Linked DNA regions of Homo sapiens: all the other regions are linked to region 1. The links are chromatin loops, found by intact Hi-C in ENCODE. Cell type or tissue: PC-3. All regions are shown on one strand. Links, peaks and the distances in the headings refer to the core of each region. The heading gives the core; the rest is flanking DNA.

Region 1 (7,593 bases), core at 1,333-6,332:
AGACACCATCTCAAGAAAACAAAAAAAAAAAAAAAAAAAGAGAAATTTATCATATGTCTCCAAAGTCAGTGAAATCTAGAATTTTGGAATATTATGGTATTTTTAGAACTTTTATTCTTAGCACAATGTTAGTACTTTTTTCTTGTAGGCAATTAATTTTCAATAATGACCCCAGGCATTTAATTTGTATGGAAACATCAAGTAAGAATTTGGTCATAAAATTGATTTAGGAGTTTATAGCAGTGTCTACACAACTTAAAAAATTCTGATTAAAACACTACACAGATAAATTGAATTAGGTATTTGTTTCCGTATGGACAGCTTATTTATTTAATTTTCAAACTGTTTTGACATTGAGTAGTGGTATACTATAGGCCAACTCAGGCTTAAAGTAGCCTTCCAGCACATGTCATTCATATGTCAACACATATGCATTCAAAAGTTATTATACTTTCAACAAATATTCATCACTAACTCCCCATATACTTGTGCTTTTGCTCTTATAATGTCCCACGACTCAGTGTTTAGTGTTAACCCTCTTCTCCTTTTTCAATCTATACTTCCTAAAAGATACTATCTGATCTCATGGATTTTATTATCATTTATAAAATCATGACTTCCAAATTTAAATATGAATCCCAAACATCTCCTTTGAGCTCCAGACCCATATAGCCAAACTACTATGAAACATTTCTACTTGGATATAATAAGAATGACAAACCAGACATGCCCCTACACTGACCACCTTCTAACCTCCCCTAAAGCAAGTTCTCTCAAAGTTTTTTCCTGAATTAGTGGAAATTCTGTCCTTCCATTTGCTCAGTCCTCAAATTGTGAATACTCCACTACTTTAAAAAAAATCTTAAATTGCTTATCTAACCTACCAGAGAATTCTGTGGACCCATTTTGGTACATGTAGAGAATCTGACCACTTTTTCTACCGCCACTGTTTCTTCCCTGGTCCAAGCCATGTTCTCTTTCCTGGATTACTACAAAGGCTTCCTAACCCGTCACCTTACATCTGTCCTTGCTCGCTTTAGTCAATTCTTCATACGTCAGTCATAGTGAACTTGTTGAAGCATGTCAAATCACGTTGCTCCAAAGTTATATCATGTAAGTCATAATAAAAGTCAAAGTATTTCTAATGGCCTAAAAAGTTCTACTGAATTTGGCTCCATCTTACCTATTTGAAGTCAACTCTTGGTTTGCTTTTTAAGATCTACTCTACTCTAGCATATTGGCCTTGTTGTTCTTCCTGGCACTCATAAGGTGTATTCCCCATTTATCCTTTGCACTTTCTGCAGCGTTCTTCATCCAGCACCTGGAGTAATGCCTGGCACATGATAGGCATTCATAAGATGTTAAATTTATTCAAAAATGTTGAATGAATTCATAGATAAATAATGAATTTGTTCATTAAACGATGGATTTGTATGAGGTCATGGAGTTAAAAAAGAAAATCCTCTTTCATTTGGGTTACATACAAGTAAAGGCAAATTCCCACACTAAGTTTAAATGCTATAGTAGGAATTAGTACAGTGTGCTATGTGAAAAAGAATACAAACAACACCTCATTTAGTCTTTTGGTGAGAAAAATGTTCTCAGAAGACATAATATTTAAACAGACACCCAAAGATTGATTACAGATTGCTTCAGTAGAGAGAGCAGGTGAAAGGGAATGTAGTCTTCAGGTGAATTATAGCCATACTTTAGGTTTCACACAGTGAAGAGTGTGAAGGACAAAGTATTTACAAATGGAGAAGCGAATAGGGACTTGGTTGTCGAAAACCTTAACGACCTTGGTGGATAAAATACGGAAACAGTGAAGAATACTGAGCAAAGGAGTGGCATGATCATACCATTTTTAAAGATGATAATGGATCTAATATGGAGAATGAATTGGACATGGGCAAGTCTGAAATCAGGAACACTGGATACAATTTTATTGCTACAATATAGATAAAAGATAAAGGTGGACTAAACTAAAGCCAAGGGCGAGGCAATGGAAGACACAACTGAGCTATGCTAACTCATGCTGAATCTAAGTCTCTGCTCCATGCAGCTATGAGAATTTGAAAGGACAAACACACTCACAAACTGTGGCCTGCAGTACCATCTGGCATCTGTACTGAATGGAATTTAAGAGCAGCTGCTGCTAAGCATGGACAAATTCAATTTGTGTGAACACTTTGCACAAAACACAACCAACCTCAAAGAACTGACTTCAGGCACATAGAAAAGTATGATGTCTTACACACAATACAGCTGTACTTAGGATGCTCATTCATTCATTCCCTCATTCACAAATATTTATTGTATAATGACAAGTAGCAGGTACCTTTCTAAGAACTGTAGATATAGCATTGAACAGATAAAATCCCTGCCCTCACTGAGATTATATTCCAGTGAGGAGAAATCAAAAATAAACAGACGTCTAAAATAGTGTGTCAGATGATGATAGTTGCCATGGAGAAAAATAAGGGAGGAAAGGAGGTTAAGAAATGTCAGGGGAGGGACAAAGGCATTTTAAAACTGGAAAAAAAAAAGACAGTGAATTAGTACACTGATAAACCTTTGAGCAATATTTGAATGAGATGAGGAGTCAAGGCAGGCAGCTACCCGGATCTTAGAACACAGAAAAAATTTTCACCCAACCATGATATTTTAATACAAAATATGTAAGTGGTTTGAAGGCATCCTTTGTTTTAATAGTGCTAGGTATAATTTTATCTGGCAAGCAGGTTGGTGCTACAGCTGACCCCAGATGAACTGACTTAATTCACCTTCAGAAGCTCCTAGGTTCTCACAGATTCTTAGAGACAGGTAAAGGTCAGGGTGTGAACCAGATTCTTCCCTAGAAGCTGCTAAGTCGCTCCCTTGAGATGACATATGAAAGCATCTCTCAGGCACAGCTGGCATGTTCACAATCCTCTATCTAGCCAAGATCAGCTGTGGTTTCATTTGGAAATTATTATGCTTCAAAATTAAAAAAAATAATATGTTGAAGAAATGTGTGTACTACCATGTTCATTGCAGTATTACTCACAGGAATCAAGCAAGGTTTCCACTAGTGGATGAATGGATAACAAAGATGTCGCATATATACATAATGGAATACTATTCAACCTTTTAAAAGAGGAAGATCCTCTCATTTGTGACAATATGGATAAACCTGGAGGACATTGTTGTCTTAAGTGAAATAAGCCAGGTACATAAAAACAAATACCCAATGATTTCACTTATATGTAGAGTGTAAAAAGGTCAAACTCTATAGAAACAGGAATAAAATGGTTACCAGAGCTGCAGGGTGAGAGTATTAGGGAGATGTTGCTCAAAGTACAAAACGCAAATACACACACACACACACACAACAACAACAACAACAACAACAACCACCAAAGTTGCATTTTTTAATAAATGTATACAAATAAATAAAATAGTTTTATGTAAAACAGGAAAAAGTATACAATTAAAACAAACATCACTTGTTTTCCATCCAGAGATAAACAACTTTGTATCTTAAGCTTCTACATTCCAGATAAGCCTTAATTGCAGGGAAGAGGGGCACATATCTTTAATTTAAAAGGGCATCTTCCTTTTCTGTTTGAACAGAATTACATTGTATAGATATTACACTCAATTGTTTCTGGAATGCCATATTCTTTCAAAGGCTACATGCTGTTTTTTGGGGTATACTACCAGGCAAAGATTGGCATGTTCTATTACCAGATGCTCCCTGCTGATGTATTTGTGACCATATAGATATATTTGTTTCTAGAACATGCAGTGACATTGTTTTATTGGGGGTGACTTTTACCTGAGCCATTATAAATAGCACATTTATTTGAAGAAGGAAACCTGTTGGAGAACTGTAATATAAATTCAACAAACAAATAGTAAGACAACTGTTTCTTACTCATCACATCATTAAGAAAGTTGCTTAACATCTCTGAGCCTCAGGTTCTTCATTTGTGACATCTGTAATATCCACCTTTCTATATCTCAATTTGTTAGTAATAAAGATGACATGTGAAAGTGCCTTTTAACTGTAAAATGTCATGCAAATGCAAGCGTGTTATTAATGATTAAGGTAGTCCTTTAATGTTTCAAATCTCCTATTTGAAACTCAACTCTCAATGCTTGCATCTTCCAACTACAGGAACTCAAATGGACCCAAAGCACTAACATTAAACTACAGTGCCCCCTAGCACATGTAGGAGGTCAAGGCAGCTTACAGGCTTCATGAATAAGCTCTACCACAGATGGTTCTTTTGCCTGAGGGAAGAACTACTAATTGTACTTTTGGACAATTTCCATTTGTCCAAAAGGAAAAAACATTTACGCATTTTCTTCAATACTTTCCCGTAACATTGTTTTTATTTTAATTTTTAAAAGGGAGTAAAAAAGTTAATATCCTTTACTATGTAAATTTTCCTCTGGTGGCTTTAAATTAAGAGTATTTCTAAAAGAACAGCCCTAGATTTATCTTAAGATTCACTGTGATGTTTCTGATTTATATTTGCTTACCTACTTTCACTCACCAAATTCTTTATAATCTAGCGTGAGAGAGGATATTGTTCATTGCACTCTTCACAGAGGTAGAATACAGTTAAGCTTTTATGCAAGATTGCACAGAAAGCCGTTATTATGAGCTTCAGCCCCCTAGTTTCTATGCACATTAAATCCACCAAGAGATATAGAATCGCGTAAGGAAATGCTATAGAATATTTTAATATCAAAATGTAGAAATCTTTGCTATCACACTTTTATAAAAGCCCAGATTAAAAATATATCAATTGCATTCTTCCATAGACTACAGTTCTTTGTTTATATTTGGTTCTTAATTTCATAAATGTCTATAGAAATTTATAAGTTCAAATGTTCCAGTACGTAAATTGGTTCCCAAAGTGATGAGTCCTTAGGAAACGGAACTTGCTGTATGAGTTTATTTTTTCCATGCTGTGCATTTAAGTATTAATCAGCACAGCTTTCAGGGATTTCTTTCTAATATCCTTTTCTATGTAAGATAAGGACTGCAATTCATTATACCATTGGAGGAGCCAGAGGCTTTGCTAAGCTTTGCCTTTCTTGACCGTTCATCTCAAATTTAATGAGAGCGTTGTGTGTGTGTGTGGTGGGGGGGGGAGGGGGGTGGGTGTGTGTGTGTGTGGCTATATTATATTGGTGACTGGACTCTAACTATGGCACAATGTTGGTTGCCTTTCAGGCTAATCGTCTCTCCGTTTCAGGAGGTCAAAGATCATTTCAGCCTCAGTGTGCTTTCTACCTGCCTACTAAGGGAGGCAGCAAATTTGGTCCTGGGCAACTGAGAGGTGACTTTTATCACCAGTTATTTTTCTTCACATCTTTCTATCAACATAATAGCTCAGGGAACACTCAAGAAATAAAAAATTACACTTCACCAAGTACTAGCTTTCTGGGATGTGATCACTTCTAAGTGTGAACCTCTATTACCCTAGCAGTGGTCCCTGGCGTTCCTTTTATTCCTCTTATATATAAACATCACAAAAAATAACAACAAACCCTCAAGCCCACAGCAAAGAGAATGCAAGCACGGCACCATCCCTCTTCGTACTGCCGTTTTAACTTGGTAGAGGAGGTTAAATTTTGGAGAGAATGGTGGCATTCACAGGAGGGGCGGGGTAAAAGTGTTGTCTAATTACACGTTAATGGCAGAACTCGCCTTAACCACGTCCCTCCTGCACAGTGGTGAATTTCTCCTGTGTGTTCCTGTGTGGATCCCGACACTCTTCTCGCTTTAAGAGAGCCTCCCGCGCCCCTCACTCCGCCCCTTCCCAAGTCTCTGGGCTCGTCAAAGCTTCCCGAGAGCCATGGTTGGTCCAGGCAGGCAGTCGGAGCACCTCGTGGAGCGGCTGCTAACCCAGGGTGGGGTGGGGTGGGGTGGAGGGGTCTGCTTGTAGTACTCTCAGTCCTGATGTCACAGGCGCGGCAAGGACATCGCAAGGAGGAGTCGGATTACAGTAAGGATGGGCAGTGCAGCAGGCAGCCCGAGCGCACTCTCCAGCCGCCGGGGATCTTAGCCCTGGAAAGGCAGCCTGCAAGGCGCTCATCCCGCGGAGGAGGCACGCTCTCGGCGCTCACTGCTCTCCACGCCGGGGACATTTCCACCGAATGTAGCATGAAAGGGCTCTGCTCTACGTGCCAGCCTTGGGTGAGAGCTGATGCTGAAGACACCGCGGTGGGATTCCAGCTGTCTGATTAATGAGAAACATAATGTATTTTGGTGAGTGTTCACTCTGATGATGTAATTCTGGGGGTGTCCGGCTCTTCATCCGTGCAGACAAGCCCTTAAAAAATTCTTTAAGCAGCAAGAATATGTTACATTAAACCTACCTCCAGTTGGCAACTGGAGGACCAAGCCGGTGCAGCCTTCAAAGCTTCCTTTGTGCCACAACTGGGGCTGTTAATTTAGCCGTGGATGAGTTTAAGTTGGAAAAGAAAAGAGACAGGGACATGTGGAGGGGGCGGGGGGGTAAACTTTGCCTTGATTTGCCTGAATGAAGTTGGCTCTTTTAGCTAGGTGAAGGAGAAATAGTGCAGCGTGGGAAGTCATGAGCTAACTTAATGGAATGTGAAACAAAGTTTCTATACAATTGATGCTGTGAAAGCTTAGTCAATATGAGCATTTCATTCAGTATTTGCTGGTTTTTCTTGTTCTGAGGCGGAAAAGGAAAACATTGTCTAGTGAGCAGTGTGGTTGAGCAGCTGAGAACACTTCTCTATATCATCTCAGTGCTCTGTCTAGCTAGGAGCAGCCTAGCACAAAATGCATATTATTTGAAACCTTTAGAGGTCTCGGAGATGTCAAATATTTGTGCAGGTCAGTTTTGTGCCACGGTAGAAACCTCAGTTAGGTTTTCAGTTGAGCTGCCTGCATTTCCAGAAAGCATGTTGAGGCTTGGATCCGAGCTATCAGTTGAGCACTGGAAGTGGGCTTGGAGCTGTGCATTTGCACTCTAACGCCGCAACTTACTGCTAGTACAGGAGGCAAGCCCCTTCACTAAATAAGAAGAAGTCAAAGATAAGGACTGAATATTTGTTCCTCCTCTCTGAAGTTATGCTTTCCTTCTGTAAGTCCTATCTGGCGTCATCATTTAAGGGCATCTATGCGATATTAAAAGGTTTGATAGAGCAACTGGAGAGGGGCTAGGAAATGTATCCAAGATGCAAATGCTCTGATTTCTTGGTTTGCTTTAAATATTAAATCTAGCGTCTTCTTTCAGATTAAAGAGGTATTTAGATAAACTTAGGTTGGGGCACTATTAGTTTGTTGGAAATTTATTTCTGTATGTACTATTTGCTCTGTTTTGTTTCCTTTAGGCTTTGAGACACTTGAGAGTGTGTGGAAGGAATCTAAGTTCCAAAAGCTAAATGCCTTTAGTTGTCTTGACAGTTTTGATTTGCCTATAATTTGTATCATATTAGAAGAGAAGTCTTAAAATAGCTGAAAATGATTTGGAAGAAACAATTTCATTGCATTGCCAAATTTAAGCAGAATCTGTAGTTAAAAACCATCTCTTTCCAGTGGGTAGTAATGGAGGTGGTAAGCTT
Region 2 (7,593 bases), core at 1,435-6,434, 270 kb after region 1:
GGTCACCAGCTGATGATTTTTATAGCTGCCAATTTAGAAGTTGGCCGTCTCTGAAAACTGGCTTAGCAGAGAGATTGAAACAATTTATCTAGAGAGTCACAAATTCAGCCGATGACCAGCTGAGTGGAAGTGATGCTCAGTGAATAATGAGGCTAATCTGACTGATGATCAAGATTGAGTCATGCATGCATATGAGCACCCAACTTGAAATGAGGTATCACTGTACGCATTAATTTATAACTACATATGAAGAAAAGGAGCCAAGTCTCATAAACCCAAGTGCTGGCCTTTCAAACACACACATTTCATTCAGAGACTCAAATTTGACAATGATACCTGATAAAGGCTCACATCAGTCATATCACAGCTGGGGCTGTCTGCCAGAGTACCCACTAGTGACCTCTCCATACATATTGCCTAGGCTTTTTCACAATATCACATCTGAGTTACAAAAAGACAGCTAGGCTGAAGCTGTATTTCCTTTTATGACTTTTACTGTAAAGTCACAACACCCTCTCATCATACTCTATTGGTTGAGACAGGCATAAAGGGGTAGGGGATAGATTCCATCTGATGATGATAGAGTGACAGTCACATTGTATTGTAAGAAGAGCACGTGAGGTGGGAATTAAACCTAGCATCATGATATTTTTTATTTGAAAATTTTTTTTTGGATTGGAATAACAGCAAGAGCAAAAGAAGAGCCAGACGTGGTGACACACACCTGTTGCCCCAACTACTCAGGAGGCTGAGGTAGGAGGATTTCTTGAGCCTAGGAGTTTGTGGCTGCAGTGAGCTATGATTGCACCACTGCAATCCAGCCTTAGTGGCAGAGTTAGACACCTCAGCTCTAAAAGTATAAATAAATAAAAATATAAAAAATACAAAAGAGATGAGTCAGGACAACAAGAGTTGGAGAGCAAAGGAAAAACTGGGACAATAGGAAAGACATGTTGATAATGATAGCTAAGGAAAGCAGAGGCTAAATTCAGATTTATATAAGGTTTAAGCTATGTGTTTGCTTCAAACCAGAGCCATGTGTTTGAAGCAAAAGAATTTTAGGAACTTATGTAAAGGATGAATGGTAGCCTCTCAAGTGGTCAGAAGAAGGTTGTGTTCAGGTCCAGACAAAGAAGGAAGTCAGAAAGAGGTCTCCATAACCAGAAGATTGGTATGCCCTTCATATTAGGCCACATTCTGACCCAACCAGGAGCTTCACAATGTGCTGGAGGTCTGGAACCAGGAACTTCCTAGACTTCTAGAGGTCCATAACCCATTGCCCATCAAGGGCAACCTGTAGCACAGGATGGGGCAGATATGAGGCAGATAAATGAATGCCTCTAGCTGGAAAAACACTAGTGTTGATAAGTGAAGTTGAATCCAGACAGGTGTCACAAAAGCCAAAATCTCACTGAAATGACTGCATCAATTGGTTGGTTTGACATCACATGTCTAAAAATAGATAGAAATAACCCATCTGGGAAGTTAAAGAATGAGGAAAGTCTTTAAAACTCTATCCCCTAACTTCTTTCATTTTTGTGCTCAATAAGCCATTTTCTGCATTAGAGCCCTCAGAAGAGCCCTTTAGAGCATGCACCTGATACGAGAGCCCTGAGACATCTGCTGTGCCATTTAAATCCTCTCTTTGCTATACCCAGCTTTCTCTGTCTATGGACCAAATGTGCCTATTTTTTGCTCCACTGATTTAATAGCCCCAGGAAAGTTGATAATGTAATCATAGAAGTTCTATCTGAATGGAACATCTTGAGTTCTATCTCCAGTCTTTCTTTGGGGCTTCCTGGACCGTGTAGACTCTAACTTTGCTACGTTGCAGCTGCTTTTGGTGCAGAGCTTATTGGAATCATTCCCTCTACTTAGTGTGTGTGTGTTTCTGTTAGTCTATCAACTGCCAGAAAAATTTGCCTTATTATTTAGCAGCATTTTAACAGGTTTCAGTCCATTAAAAGCAAAAGAGAGCATTAAATGGCATTCTTCGGCTGTTAACCAGTGAGCTTTCATCAGTTTATTAATAGACTCTAACTGCAAATGTGCTCGTTACCTGCTAGGGCTTTAGACTGACTCTAGCGGCAACAATGGTATCCTCTGGGACTAGAAATCCAATTCTAAGTTCTACCTTCAGGTAATGCTTTTGGACTGCTTTGGAAAGTTAAACAAATAAATGCTGAAACTTTCCTTCCAGAGAGCTGAAACTGACTAGATTTATTCATGCTTTAAAAACTCTGGCCTAAGAAAAAAATAGCCAAGACTAAAGTAGCAAACTGACCAGTGGGCCTAAGTCTCTTCCAGTTGCCATTTTTTTAATGCCATTTCTATCCTGTTTCTACAGAGCTATTACAATGGATGGACAGAAAGCTGAGATTCAGGATGATTGGGAGGATACACATGGTTTCTCACAGAGAGAGTCAAATTCACTAGAACAGTATTAAGAATTTTGCTTTCATGAGAGAGTAGTAAAAGATTCTACTCCAGAGATGTAGACACATGTGGCCACTAGAAAAGCTAAATTAATATTAGCTTCTGGTGGAACTGGCATGCTTTTGGGCACCTCAACTGATAGTTCAACATTAGCATTATGAAAGTCACATATACAGTTATTTAGAATCTCTGTGGTGTATGGTAATTTAATGAAGGCTTTACCCAAGTGTATGTGTGTGTGTGTGTGTGTCTGTGTGTCTGTGTGTAGCTTATTAGATTCAATTTAAAACCCTGGCATGCTTCCTCCTTTTCCTGATAAGAGTTGTGTTTCCATTTTTGCCTTTACTGCAAGATTAGAAGAAATCTTATCAACAATTGTAATCCTCATTGAAGTACATGGCAGGGAAAAGGAAGAGGTAGATCAAGCACAAGAAAGGAACGAGACATATAATTTTATCCCTGTTTCAAATAGTTAAAAAAAAATATATCCAAAAGGGACTATTCAACCAGGAAAGAGTGTGACGATGTAAATATGTAAGTTCAATTTTCAAATACGTCCACCCATCCTCTTCCAATATAGCATTGTGGAAGCTCTTGAGGAAAACTGGCTTGATTTTAACAACTAAAGAAATTTCATTTGCATTGCACATTCTTATAATAGTAACAATAGCTTACACATTTGTAGCACATAGTACAAGTTAGGCATTCTGATGTTTTACATGAATTGATTCATTAAATTCTAGCAAAAGTTCAACAAAGATTTTTAATTTCATGTTGTGAATAAAGATATAATACAAAGGAACACAGAAGTTAGGTACTTGCCCAAAGTTACACATCTGATAGAGATTTAGCTGGAACCAAGATGTGACGTCAGCAAATCCAGCTTCAGAGGACTGATCCTGAGTGCTAAGCATGTTGCTTCTGTTAGGGAAGGTTGTGATCTAGCTATGTGTATTATATTTTCAGCAAGTATGTTTGATTCTCATTCCTCAATCAAATTTTCTCCATTTTATGACTATATTAATGTTATGCATGAGTATATTATATGGTGTGTGATTGCATTTGGAAGCATCAGTAAATACATAGGATTGACAATGAGGAAGATTATAGTGTTATTAGACCTACCATCATGATGTTAGATAAGATTTGTAATTTGAAGTAGAGACAGTGCTTACCAAATATCTATTATTCCCCTACATGTTTGAGCCCCTCTAACATTTATATTGGGGCCATATAATTAATTCTAACAAATGTGATAATAAGCAAAAGTAACTAATTGTGAACTGCATTTAGAAAAAAAACCCACTACAATGTAGGATCAGAGTAGCAAATGAAAGGCCACAATATTTTATGGAATGTTAAAGAGTTAGAAAAAACACTGGAGGCATTTTTCCTGGAAAGCTTGAGGGTAAAGTGCGAGTTGTCCTAAAATATCTGGTGTGTTACAGTGTAGAGGAATGAAAAGCCTTATTCTAATGGCGTGAAAGTATATAGCAGAGCTAATCAGTGAAAAATACAGAGGAACTTATTAGATTCAATATAAATAAGAACTTGCTTTTGATACCACATGTGGGACCCTGCATTACATTTGTAAATCATTTATTTTTCGGTTTTGCCATTGTCTGCCACTTCCAGTAGAATAGAAGTTCTTCAAGAATATGTATCTTGTTCATAGCTATTTTCCTAATGCTTTGCATGGTCCTAGCCAGTTTAAAAAAAAGTATGATATGAATAGTCATCATACAAATATATGAGTGAATCAATGAACAAATAAACATTCTATCAAATAGAGCACTCTAGATATTTTCCTGACTTTGGAGGAATTCTAATACAGGCTATGTGATTGGTTGCTAGGAATATTTTGGAGCAACTTCCAGCTCTGGATTGTGGTCGTACTAGATGTGACCTAATGTCTGTCCCAATGCCCAGATTCTTTCATTTTTATATTTTACATTTGAACTTTCCTGATCATTAAAGCCTTTTGCTTTTTACTTCCCAGCAGATAGGAAATTCAGTCAAGATGTTTGTTGTTGCAAAACCACAAAGAAATATTGCAAGCATTTTTTTAGCCCTACCTGTTTGCAAGCACATTTATCATCTTTTGATAACATGGCATCCTATTCAGAGAAATGGACAGTATGCACTTTGTAATCAGGATGGAGGCTGTGATATGACTGATGTGAGCCTTTATCAGGTATCATTGTCAAATTTGAGTCTCTGAATGAAATGTGTGTGTTTGAAAGGCCAGCACTTGGGTTTATGAGACTTGGCTCCTTTTCTTCATATGTAGTTATAAATTAATGCGTACAGTGATACCTCATTTCAAGTTGGGTGCTCATATGCATGCATGACTCAATCTTGATCATCAGTCAGATTAGCCTCATTATTCACTGAGCATCACTTCCACTCAGCTGGTCATCGGCTGAATTTGTGACTCTCTAGATAAATTGTTTCAATCTCTCTGCTAAGCCAGTTTTCAGAGACGGCCAACTTCTAAATTGGCAGCTATAAAAATCATCAGCTGGTGACCCAATCCTAACACAGGATCCTGTGTTAGGTAGGTGTTTTAAGATAATTCATTGCTATCAAGGAGCTTTCAGTCTTGCTTAGTAGAGAAAACTGAAATGTAAATACTGTGAGGTGTGCCTAAAAGTACAGGCAAAAGGGGTGGTACAGATGTGGTGATGGTGGTAGTGGGATTCAGATAAAGGGTTTTTTTTTGGGAAAAGAAGATGAGATTTGGACTCAGACATTAGGTTTCTAATCTCAGCTGTACCATTTAATTTTCTTCATCTGTCAAGTAACAAATCATAGGGAGGATGATCAATAATGCAATTAAGGCCTCTAACATAAGGCCTGCCACATAGTAGGTGTTCTGAAATGATAGAAAGTTACTGTTACTATTTATTATGATCATTATTATTAATGTGAATTAGAATTTTGAGGCAGAGGTGGAATATCCCACTTCTCTGTAATCCTCACAGATGGGAAAAATGGTGAAAGGAGGAATCAAAGAGATGTTATCTATATTAAAAAAACATAGAGGAAGATGATAGCTAACCTAGCAAGAGCAGAAATGATGGTATAGCAGAAAAGAGTGCCAAGGCATTCCAGGTCCCTTGATGTGCCAGAAAGGTAAGAATCAATGATGCCTAATGGGCATTTGCCACCACCAGCTGGCAGTTTAGGACAATTCAAGTTGTCTTCTCAAGTCGGCTCCAGTATTTAGTAGAGCTTGCCCTTCATAATAACATAAGTGTCTCTCTAATGTTTGCATTAGGACCCATCTCCAGCTTTATCAAGTAAGTGAGCCTGTGGATCAGGATAAGCATTTTTTTAGAAGGCATCTTCCTGAGCCAGCTGATCATGTAACACTGTGGCTCAGAAACACGTACATGTGAAATAAACCTTGACGTGTTTCTAGCAAATAATTCAGTTTAAACTTAGGACATGGAAAGTTTCTGGTTCAAAAGAAAATGGAGTAAACTCATTTCACCTTATTTCTCCTGCATTAATTATGAATATAAAGTCTGGACAGAACACATAAGCCAAGCATTAGGAGACTTTGAAGAAAGAGAAGTAGGGAGAGAGGTAGGACTGTCTAGCAGCCTCAAGACTTACAGGATGACTCAGTGATAAGTTCCCCATTTTTGGTTTGTTTCCTTTATTTTGTTTTGTTTGCCTCCTATATATGCCGGTCTGGGCACAGGAGCAGTCTGCAAGCTAGAAGTACCAATGGGTTCAGACAAAATAGTCCCAAGACAAGTCTGCTCTTTTCAGTCATATTCTAAACTTGGAAGAGACAGCCTTGTAGGATGGGACTCTTTTGATTATACCCACTGTATTCCAGGAGAGCATCTCAAACCTACCACACCTCTCCCTCTCCTCCCTGACACTTCAGAATCTGGATCAAAGAGTCCTGCTATTTGTGCTCAGCACTAATGCAAGCAGAGGCAGTCCCCCCTCCAAAGGGCACTGGTAAAACTGCAGGGCAGGACACTCTTGACCATTCCCATCTTGTGACAATGGATCTAGACCCTTTACATATCCTTCTTTATAAGCTGGCATGATGTTAACCTTTGTCAGCAGGGGGCACTGGAGAGACATCGCAGGAGGAAGAGGTCTGTCTTCTTGGTCTTGGATGTTCACTGACCAGACTCCTGCGGTGCAGATAGCTTCTTCGAAAGATGCCCAGCTTGTGCAGTGCATGGTGTCCAGAAATGCCCACAGACTAGTGGCCTCTCTCAACACACCCCTAAAGCAGTTTTGTAACATTGTGCCTCTAGTGAGACATTTTCCTATGAACCACTTCTACTGGCACCCTAGAGGGTTAGCAAGTTCCACCTGTGATGCCTCATGGCAACCTCTCTACCATTCAGTGAGCCACGGTCAAACCGTGTCCAACAAGGTCTAGAGCTCAGCCCTGGGAAGGGTGAGCTCTTTTCTCTAAGCACATTATTTCAGCCCTAGGTAGGCATGACTGCTCCTTATATCTGCTATTCATATATTATTTGGAGATGTCTTTATTTCTTACTATACAATCGTCATTAAGCAATCCCTTGTTACAGTTAACATTAAATTTCCCCTGTCCAAATTACGATGCCAGTTTCTCTTTTTTGATTGGACCCTGACTGACAAAGAATGATGCCAATAGCATGATCCGTAAGAGAAAAAAAAAGATAAATTGGATTTCATCAAAATTAAAAACTTATGGTCTGCAAAAAAGAAATATTAGTCCAGGAGAAAATTTTTTAATTCACATATCTGGAAAAGATGTTATATCTAGAATATATAAAAAGTACTTTAAACTTGACAGCAAGAAAACAAATAATCCACTTAGAAAATAGACGAAAGCCATGAGCAGACATTTTGTCAAATAATGCACAGATGGTACAATGAAAAGCACATAAAAAGATATTCCACATTATTAGCTATCAGGGAAATGCAAATCAGCACATTATAAGATACCTCTACACACCTATTAGAATGTGTAAAATAAATAACAAATCCCATCAATGCTAAGTTCTGATAAGGATGTAGAGCATCAGGGAGTTTTATACATTGCTGGTGAGAAAGAATTTGGCATTTTCTTGTAAAAGTAAACATATACTTGCCATATGACCCAGCAATCTTACTGCTGGGTATTTACTCCAGACA
Region 3 (7,593 bases), core at 1,435-6,434, 110 kb after region 1:
AGGTTTAATACATTCCCAGATGATATAAGGAAGGAAAGTAACTGGAAGGGTCTGTACAGGCCTCTGATGGTTGAGAAGTGAAGGCAGGCCTGTTTCTTTCTTTCTAATTGCCTCTGAAGTAAATGGAGACTGAAGAGTTGTCAAGATTATCAGAGTTTATCTAGGTCTGACATATTTCCAAAATTCACTATTTGTTAGGTGGTCAATACACAATAGACACTCAGTTAGTATTTGCTGAATTAGTTTCAGTTACTACTGAAAATAGTCTGTGGTTATTAGTTTTTGAATTTGTAGCTTACCTTTGAAGGTAAAGATCTGAGTTCCTATCCAAGCACTGCCCTTGGGAGCTGTGGCTCTCAGTCCACTTACTTCACCTTTCTCAGCGTCTCACTGTGAAGTCAGATTAATCGTGTGCAGCACTGTTGTAAGCTGTCTGTAGATTACTGTGAGATGTACATACAGTAATAAGCGCAATCACAAATAAGCAGGTCCATAAGTATGACAGTTTCCTCTCCTCTTCATTTACTTAACCATAATCAAAACCATGATTGCATATACTTACATGGCCGGTTTTGACACCCTAAAAATTATACATCTCCCTTCCTTAACTTTTAAAATGAAAAATAGTTTTTAAAAATTTCCCTGAGGTTTTCTTTCTTTAAAAAAAACTTATCTGACACTTTGGCCTCAGCCTCCACATTCTTTTTAGGTATTTTCTCATTCCCTGTAAATGAGGACCGAGCTTCTTTGAATGAGCTTTTTACACAATGCTCATTTAAACTCCATTCTTGGAATTTGCTGCATTTTGAGGTAGAAGACAAATTTGAAACTCATCTATATTGAATTTTAAAATAACCAAGTACAAACCATTCCTGGTGAAAATGTACAGTTTTTCTCTATACATAATGCTGAACATGGACCTAGAAAAGGTCAACTGAAAAAAGACCCAGAACTGTGACTTAGTAATGAGGGAGAAAAAATATCTAGTTGGATGAAGTCATACTACCTTTGTCCAGTTGTCCTTCTTTGATTCTTTCCTTCCCCCACACAGGGACTGTTGGCAGGAAACTTGGCTGACAGCGAGCCATGGTGACTGCTTTGGAAGTAGGTGGAGACTGCAGGGAACTTTAGCTTTTCCAGAAACTCAGAGCTCACAAAAAAACATCTGTAGAAGTTGTACCAAGTAGCTAATTTACCAACTCTATTTTTCTCAAATTCCCAGCCCAGCTTTAAATCTCGCAATTTGGATTGCCAGTGGATTCAGCGGTTTACCATTTATTTACCTTTTCTGGTAATTGCAAATGCAGTTAAGATCCCCCACCTTTAGGAGAGTTCAAGACTAAAGGAGTCAGTAGCTTAAACTAGTGTCTGCAAATGTGTAGGTTGTGGAGGTCTTAACTGCCTTCTGACTTCCCAGGCATCTTCCCACCCTGAGTCCCAGCTGCTAGTGTGATCTCACTGCCTTGTGCCACCCCCTCTCAACAACTGTTTATTTTATCAGTGACTCTAACAACCTTGGCTGCAATTTGATTTCAACAACTGTTAACTGATTAGTGTGAATTTGAAAGTACAGCTTTGCCAATTCCGGTACTGCCAGTGGGCAAAATAACCTGATATAGTATATGATTTTGAAATCATAAAACTTTCTCAGGGACCGTTGCATCAAACATATACTGAGTTTTCTGATTTAGAAGCCTTCAAGGTCATTTGGCTCTCATTGCACACTTATTATCCAAGTTAGCTTTCCTGTTTGTAGACATGGGAATTTTGCTTCTTCTCAGATAGTACTTTTATTTCGTGTAATCAGAAAAGCAATCAGTTTTGAGTGTCATCTATTAACTAGGCAGATAAACTAGGCACTGTGCTGGGCATTTCATCTAGGTGCTGATTGGAACACAATTTTTATTTTAAAAAAGTTGTTGCAGTCACTTTTACACAATAATGTGGCTTGTTTCATCTCAGACAAGTGTGATTCCTGTGTGATGTAGTATAAATTTTAATCCAGGAGGTACATATGCAGGAAATTTACTTTTTTTTCTTCAAACCGAACTTAATGTCTATTATTTTGAGCCTCCGTTGTATGTATTGTAAAGATACAATTTTAATTGTGTTCAGTCTTTCCTGGAATATACAGCAGGTACTCAAATGGCATCATTTACTTCAACATTATCTTGCTATAAAATTGAAGAGAAAAAATGTCATTTCTTGGCCAGGGCCACTGTGTGGAGTTTGCATTTCTCCCATGTCTGCGTGTGTTTTCTCTGGGTACTCTGGTTTCCTCCCACATCCCAAAGAAGTTCACGTGAGGTTAACTGGCATGCCTACCTTGTCTCAGTGTGAGTGAGTGTGACTGTGTGTGAACCTGCATTCTGTGATGGAATGGTGTCCTATGCAAGGTGGGCTTCTGCCTTGCACCCTGAGCTATGGGGAGAGTCTCTGGCCACCTGTGACCCTGAGCTGGAATAACTGGGTAAATAATTATCTTGCTTTCATTAATCTTTCTTAAATGTGTATATAGCTCACATTTATTTTAATGTTGAATATCAGAAATGTTTTGGTCTTTATGTAGAAGTTTGGTGATGTTTTTGTAATCAGAAATATGCCATAGAAACATAACTTGTTTATATAAATTAGCCTGTAGTAAAATTAGTTTGCTGCCTGTTGTTCTGCTTAAAGTTGCAATTTCCAACAACTCATTGACAACATTCAATGAAGAGTTACTATACCTAAATCTTGGGTGCTTTAAAAATGTCAAGGGGCAGGAGACATCCTGTTCTTTGTCCTTTTCTGTTTGTACTGGCAAGAGCTGGGATGCACTCAGAGTCTATCCCACATTATTCTTGGTTGTCCAGCCACATAAGTTGCTATTGTTGCCCTTTGTTCTAAACCAGCACTGTACAATAGAACTTTCTGCAGTTTTGGAAATGTCTTGTATCAGTACTGTTCAAATGGGAAGCCACTAGCATCATGTGGCTAGCATTGGACACCACAGTTCTAAACCACAGGGTCTCGGCGGATCACCTCACTTTCAGCCATTTCTACACATCATTAAGTGTTTTGAAATATATTCAGTCATTCCTCCCATGACACTCTAAATATCTGGAACACTGAAAGGGATCTCTAAGGCAATAATAGTGTCAATGCTACTCTGAGGTGCATGAGAATTCATTTTACTGAACTCCCTGTCACAGGAGCATTCTGGGATTCTGTGAGATTGACTCAGACTCATTTGCTTAGATCTCCCCTACCTCTCATGCAGACATATGTTTTTCTTTTGAACTATGGTGAACACAAGGAAACTCTGGGTATTTGCTGTTTCACCAGTCCTTCCTGGTGTTAGGGTAGAGTGAAGATGGAGGATACAGCTGGAACAAGTTTCCTTTTGCCTATTTTCTCCAAAAATCACATGGCTATCCTGTCATTCTGCTACTCACCTTCTTATTTAACAACCAATGCTAGCTTTTTACCTTCTCCTCTCTTTCCTCTCTTCTTCACCCCAAGGATTGGTGTTTTCCTTTGAACTGAGAAAATTAGCTCTTACATGAGCATGCATTTCTCTCAATCTGTCTTTTTATGATGGAGGTTTTATACACTGTGGCTCAATTGCCCAGGTCTTACAATTCAAAACATTGGCTTTTTAAAATACATTTTTTTCTGCTTTCTTTTTTTGGTGATAAAATAGATATACTATAAACTTTACCATTTTAACCATTTTTAAATGTACCATTTTAAGTGTAAGTATATTTACATTGTGCATTCGTCACCGCCATCTGTCTTCAGAAATTTTTCATCTTCCAAAATTGAAATTCTGCATTCATCATTTCTCCCTCTCCCGAGACCCTGGCAACCATCATTCTTCTTTTCATCTCAATGAATTTGACTACTGTAGGTATGAGGTATAAATGGAGTTATACAGTGTTTGTCCTTTTGTGTCTGGTTTACTTAGTATAATGTCCTCAAGGTTCACCCATTTTGTGGCCTGTGTCAAAATTTCTTTCATTTTAAAGACTTAATAATATTCCATTGTATGCACAGTATAAACCACATTTTGTTCGTCCATTCATCCATTTGGGCCATTTATGCTTTTTTGACTGTTGTGAATAATCCTTTTATAAACATTTGTGTGCAAATATATGTCTGAGTCACCACTTTCGATACTGTTAAGTATATACTCAGAAGTCTCTGCTTTCTCTTAATTAGTGAATGTTGCTGACTGAATCTAGGTAGGGTGAAAATACTTCAAGGAGCATCTTGGCCTATAAAAGATACGTTATGTCATGCTATGGAAGGACATTGCCTAAAAGGAGAGCTGAGGCTGGGTGTGGTGGCTCACACCTGTAATCCCAGTGAAGTGGCAGTGTTTAACTGGGGTGATACTCGAGGTTTTTTGTCTCATGCCAAGGAAATCAAGGACTTGGACACACAAAGAGTGAGGTTAAGAGGGAAGGTTTAATAGGCTAAATAAAGAGAAGGGCTTTCTCTGCTGCAGAGAAAGGGGTCTTGGAGAAATGGGTTGCCAGTTCTGCGATGGAATGCAAAGCGTTTTTTGGATGAGTTTGAGGAAGCAGTGTCTGATTTACATATAGCACAAAAGACTGGTTGGACTAGGTGTGTCATTTGCATAAAGCGCAAAACACTGGTTAAGGCTAGGTGTGCCATTTGCATAGGGTGTGAAAATCTGGCCACCACAACCTAATCTTTTATTATGCAGATGAGTTTTCTGCCTGGCCAGTGCCATGTTGCCTGTTTCTTTACTGTACACGTGGTGACAAAGAAAAGGGAAGAAGGAGCCTCAATGTTGGACATGCCTTGCCTTCAGGTAGTCCTTTTCTATTGGCGCAGCTGCTGGCATTCCCCCATGCAAGCTTCCAGCTTGCCTATTTATGTGTGCAGCTTGATATTTTAGAATGCCCTTAGTTAGAAAAGAAATGATTTGGGGCTGCTTTTTGTTAAAAGGGAAGGTCCACCAAGGACTCTTTTACACTCACTATCTGTCTAAATAATTTCTTTGTCTCTCCTGTATCAACAGCACTTTGGGAGGCCAAGGCAGGCAGATCACTTGAGTTCAGGAGTTCAAGATCAATCTGGGCAACATGGCAAAACCCCATCTCTATATTAAAAAAAAAAAAAAAAAAAAAGCTGACTTGTTCTGCATAGTAAAATGATAAAAATTTTACATTGTCCAGTCATAGAGAGTTGGTGATATGTGTTAATAGAGAGAACGGAGAGATGTAATAATGGTATAACAAGAAAAAGCAGCCTGAGTTACACAGCAAGGGGACCAGACAATAGAGGAATATAACCTTTGAAATTCCCAGTGATGAGACAATAATAATAATAAATAATAATTTTTCTTCCTCATTGGTTTACTCCCCCACATACCTCTCACCTCCCCCTCCTCTGCTCACTCCCTCTCTTTTCCTTCTCCTCCTCCTATTCCTCTTCACCAACTTGTCTGGTACTGTACTTCATTCCTCATATTAAAATTTGCTCTAGGTACTCCTTAACACTCAACTAAACCCAAGAGCACTAGGAAAATGGAAGGTAGGGAGTGATTTCCAGTGTTGATGAAAGTGGACTAATGAGAAGGATGCTCACCACAGGAACTTGTGAGGAAATAGTTACAGCAAGAACACGTCAGGAAAACCATAACTCTACTTCCAGCCTTTACGATATTGCTGAGAATTTGGGACATTCTACTACATAAAGGTGGGCATCCAGACAGTCTTGGTTATGAATATGTGTTCTGATTTGGTGACTTAGGGCATTTAGACTCTAACAGTGACCATTTTCATACCATCCCACTCCTTCATATACCTCTGAGTAGGCAAAGCTGTGGGTTCTCACATGTGCAGTCACAAACACGAAAGAATACATTCACAAAACATTCTAGGTCATTGTTATAGTTAGTGAATTGGTAGCTCCCTGTCGCTAGAGGTACTTTCACCTTCAGCAGACATTGTGCTTCTCAGTGCCTAGAAAAATTATAATAAATTTGGAAAATAGTCTTAGTCAGCTCTGGCTTCTATAACAAAATACCATAGAATGGGCGGTTTAAACACCAGACATTTATCACAGTTCTGGAGGCTTAAAAGCCTAAGGTTAAGGTGCCAGCAGATTCTGTGTTTGGCAAGGGACTTCCTCCTGGCTTGTAGATGATCATCTTCTCATTGTATTCTCACAGGAGAGAGGATTCTCTAGTATCTTTGTCCTTATAAGGGCACTAATCTTGTCATGGGGGCTCCACCCTCCTGATTGCCTCTAAACCTAATTACCTCCCAAAGGTCTCACCTCTTAGTACCATAACACTGGAAGTTAGGGCTTCATCATACGAATCTGGGGCAGACAAACTTCAGTCCATAACAGTAAGCATCTGAGTTTCTAGCGTGGTGACTCAGATTTTTCCATTATTTGGCGATAGACCTTAAGAACATGGTTTGTGTGGAACGGGATGTATTTTCACACTTTTCTTTAGTCACTATCATGGCTCAATCAAAAAGTGGAAAAAAGCCAGGGAACCAAAGAACAAGGCCCAATTTCCACCATGTTAATGGCAGTATAACATGTGAATTAGAAAGCTTGAGAGGACCAGTTCTAGATCTGTGAAGCTCTCACAGCACAGAGTGGAGTCCAGGCTTCTTTATTTCTCAAAGACTTGGAAAAGAAAAGAATAAGTGAAAACTTTAAAGAAAGAAAGAAAGAAAGCATTCTGATTTTAAAATTGAAAATAATTTAAGGCTAACAATTTAAATTTTTAAAAGCTTAAAGTGCTGGAAAAGAAGAATAATCCAGAAAGATCATTTAAAACCCTAAAAGTGTCTTTGGATTGTTTCTTATATAATAAAACTATGTCTGAAATGTTTGGTCTCAATTTTCTTTTTTCTGGACTACAATAGTATGGTAAAGGAATTTCTCTTCAGCAGACTCACATGGTGAACATTTTTAAAATAAAAAATCTATAACTATTATATATAATTAGACTTTAATCAAAATTGCTTAAAGCAGGGCATGTTTATAACACAATTGGTTTTTATGTGAACAATATAGAGAATTTCATTAAAATGAGACTATCATGCATAGGCAGTGTTAGGATGGTCAAATATTAATATTCATGGTGGTATAAGGCAGGCTAATTTACAATATCAAAATGCTGGACAAAAGCCAAGTGTCTACCAATGAGGGAATCTTCAAATTATGATAGATCAGTAAAATTGTATTTTATATTGTCATAAAAAATAATGGTTTGAAAGAATATTTAATGACATAAAGAAGAGCTCATGATAAATTCAAGCATTATATAAAATTGCATTTTAAGTAATTTTCCAATTTTGTTAAAAATTATATTAGCTTTATTTATTTATGTAATGTATTTGTCAATTCATTCAACAAACATTTATTGGATACTTACTATGTATCATATGCTGCCAAAGCTCTGGGGATCTAGAAAACACAAACATTCTTGCTTTCATGCCGCCTGCATTTTAGTGGAGGGAGTCACATAATAAATAAATAAGCAAGTGATATATAAAGTATTCCAGAAGATGCTTACTGCTCTGGAAAAAAAATAAAGCAGGGAAGAGATACAGGGCATGT

What was found. Hi-C counts contacts between places; a loop is a spot of excess contacts. Peaks named below come from ENCODE experiments on the same cell type or tissue, not always from the same donor. Only the 100,000 strongest peaks of a DNase experiment are listed, where the experiment ranks them.
Region 2: a loop joins it to region 1, with 6 times the contacts of the local background. A loop is called at or near these places in 4 of 110 quality-filtered maps.
Region 3: a loop joins it to region 1, with 5 times the contacts of the local background. A loop is called at or near these places in 7 of 110 quality-filtered maps.

The regions. Positions count from the first base shown.
Region 1 is chr3:21,749,567-21,757,159 of GRCh38, reverse strand. It overlaps ZNF385D (zinc finger protein 385D), which reads left to right and starts at 5,950. Exons shown (of 8, transcript NM_024697.3): 1 at 5,950-6,265. The coding sequence starts at 6,244. In PC-3, for the core only: CTCF peaks have their summits at 3,991, 4,197 and 5,017; DNase peaks (open chromatin) are centred at 4,219 and 5,919; H3K4me3 peaks cover 1,918 bases; H3K27ac peaks cover 1,950 bases.
Region 2 is chr3:21,483,440-21,491,032 of GRCh38, reverse strand. The region is part of intron 4 of ZNF385D (zinc finger protein 385D); the gene reads left to right. Among named protein-coding and RNA genes, the nearest start is that of ZNF385D-AS1, 56 kb to the left of the region's middle. In PC-3, for the core only: a CTCF peak has its summit at 6,313; no DNase peak of the experiment used is centred there; H3K27ac peaks cover 314 bases.
Region 3 is chr3:21,639,178-21,646,770 of GRCh38, reverse strand. All of the region lies in intron 2 of ZNF385D (zinc finger protein 385D), which reads left to right. Among named protein-coding and RNA genes, the nearest start is that of ZNF385D-AS1, 100 kb to the right of the region's middle. In PC-3, for the core only: no CTCF peak of the experiment used is centred there; a DNase peak (open chromatin) is centred at 4,110; H3K27ac peaks cover 1,653 bases.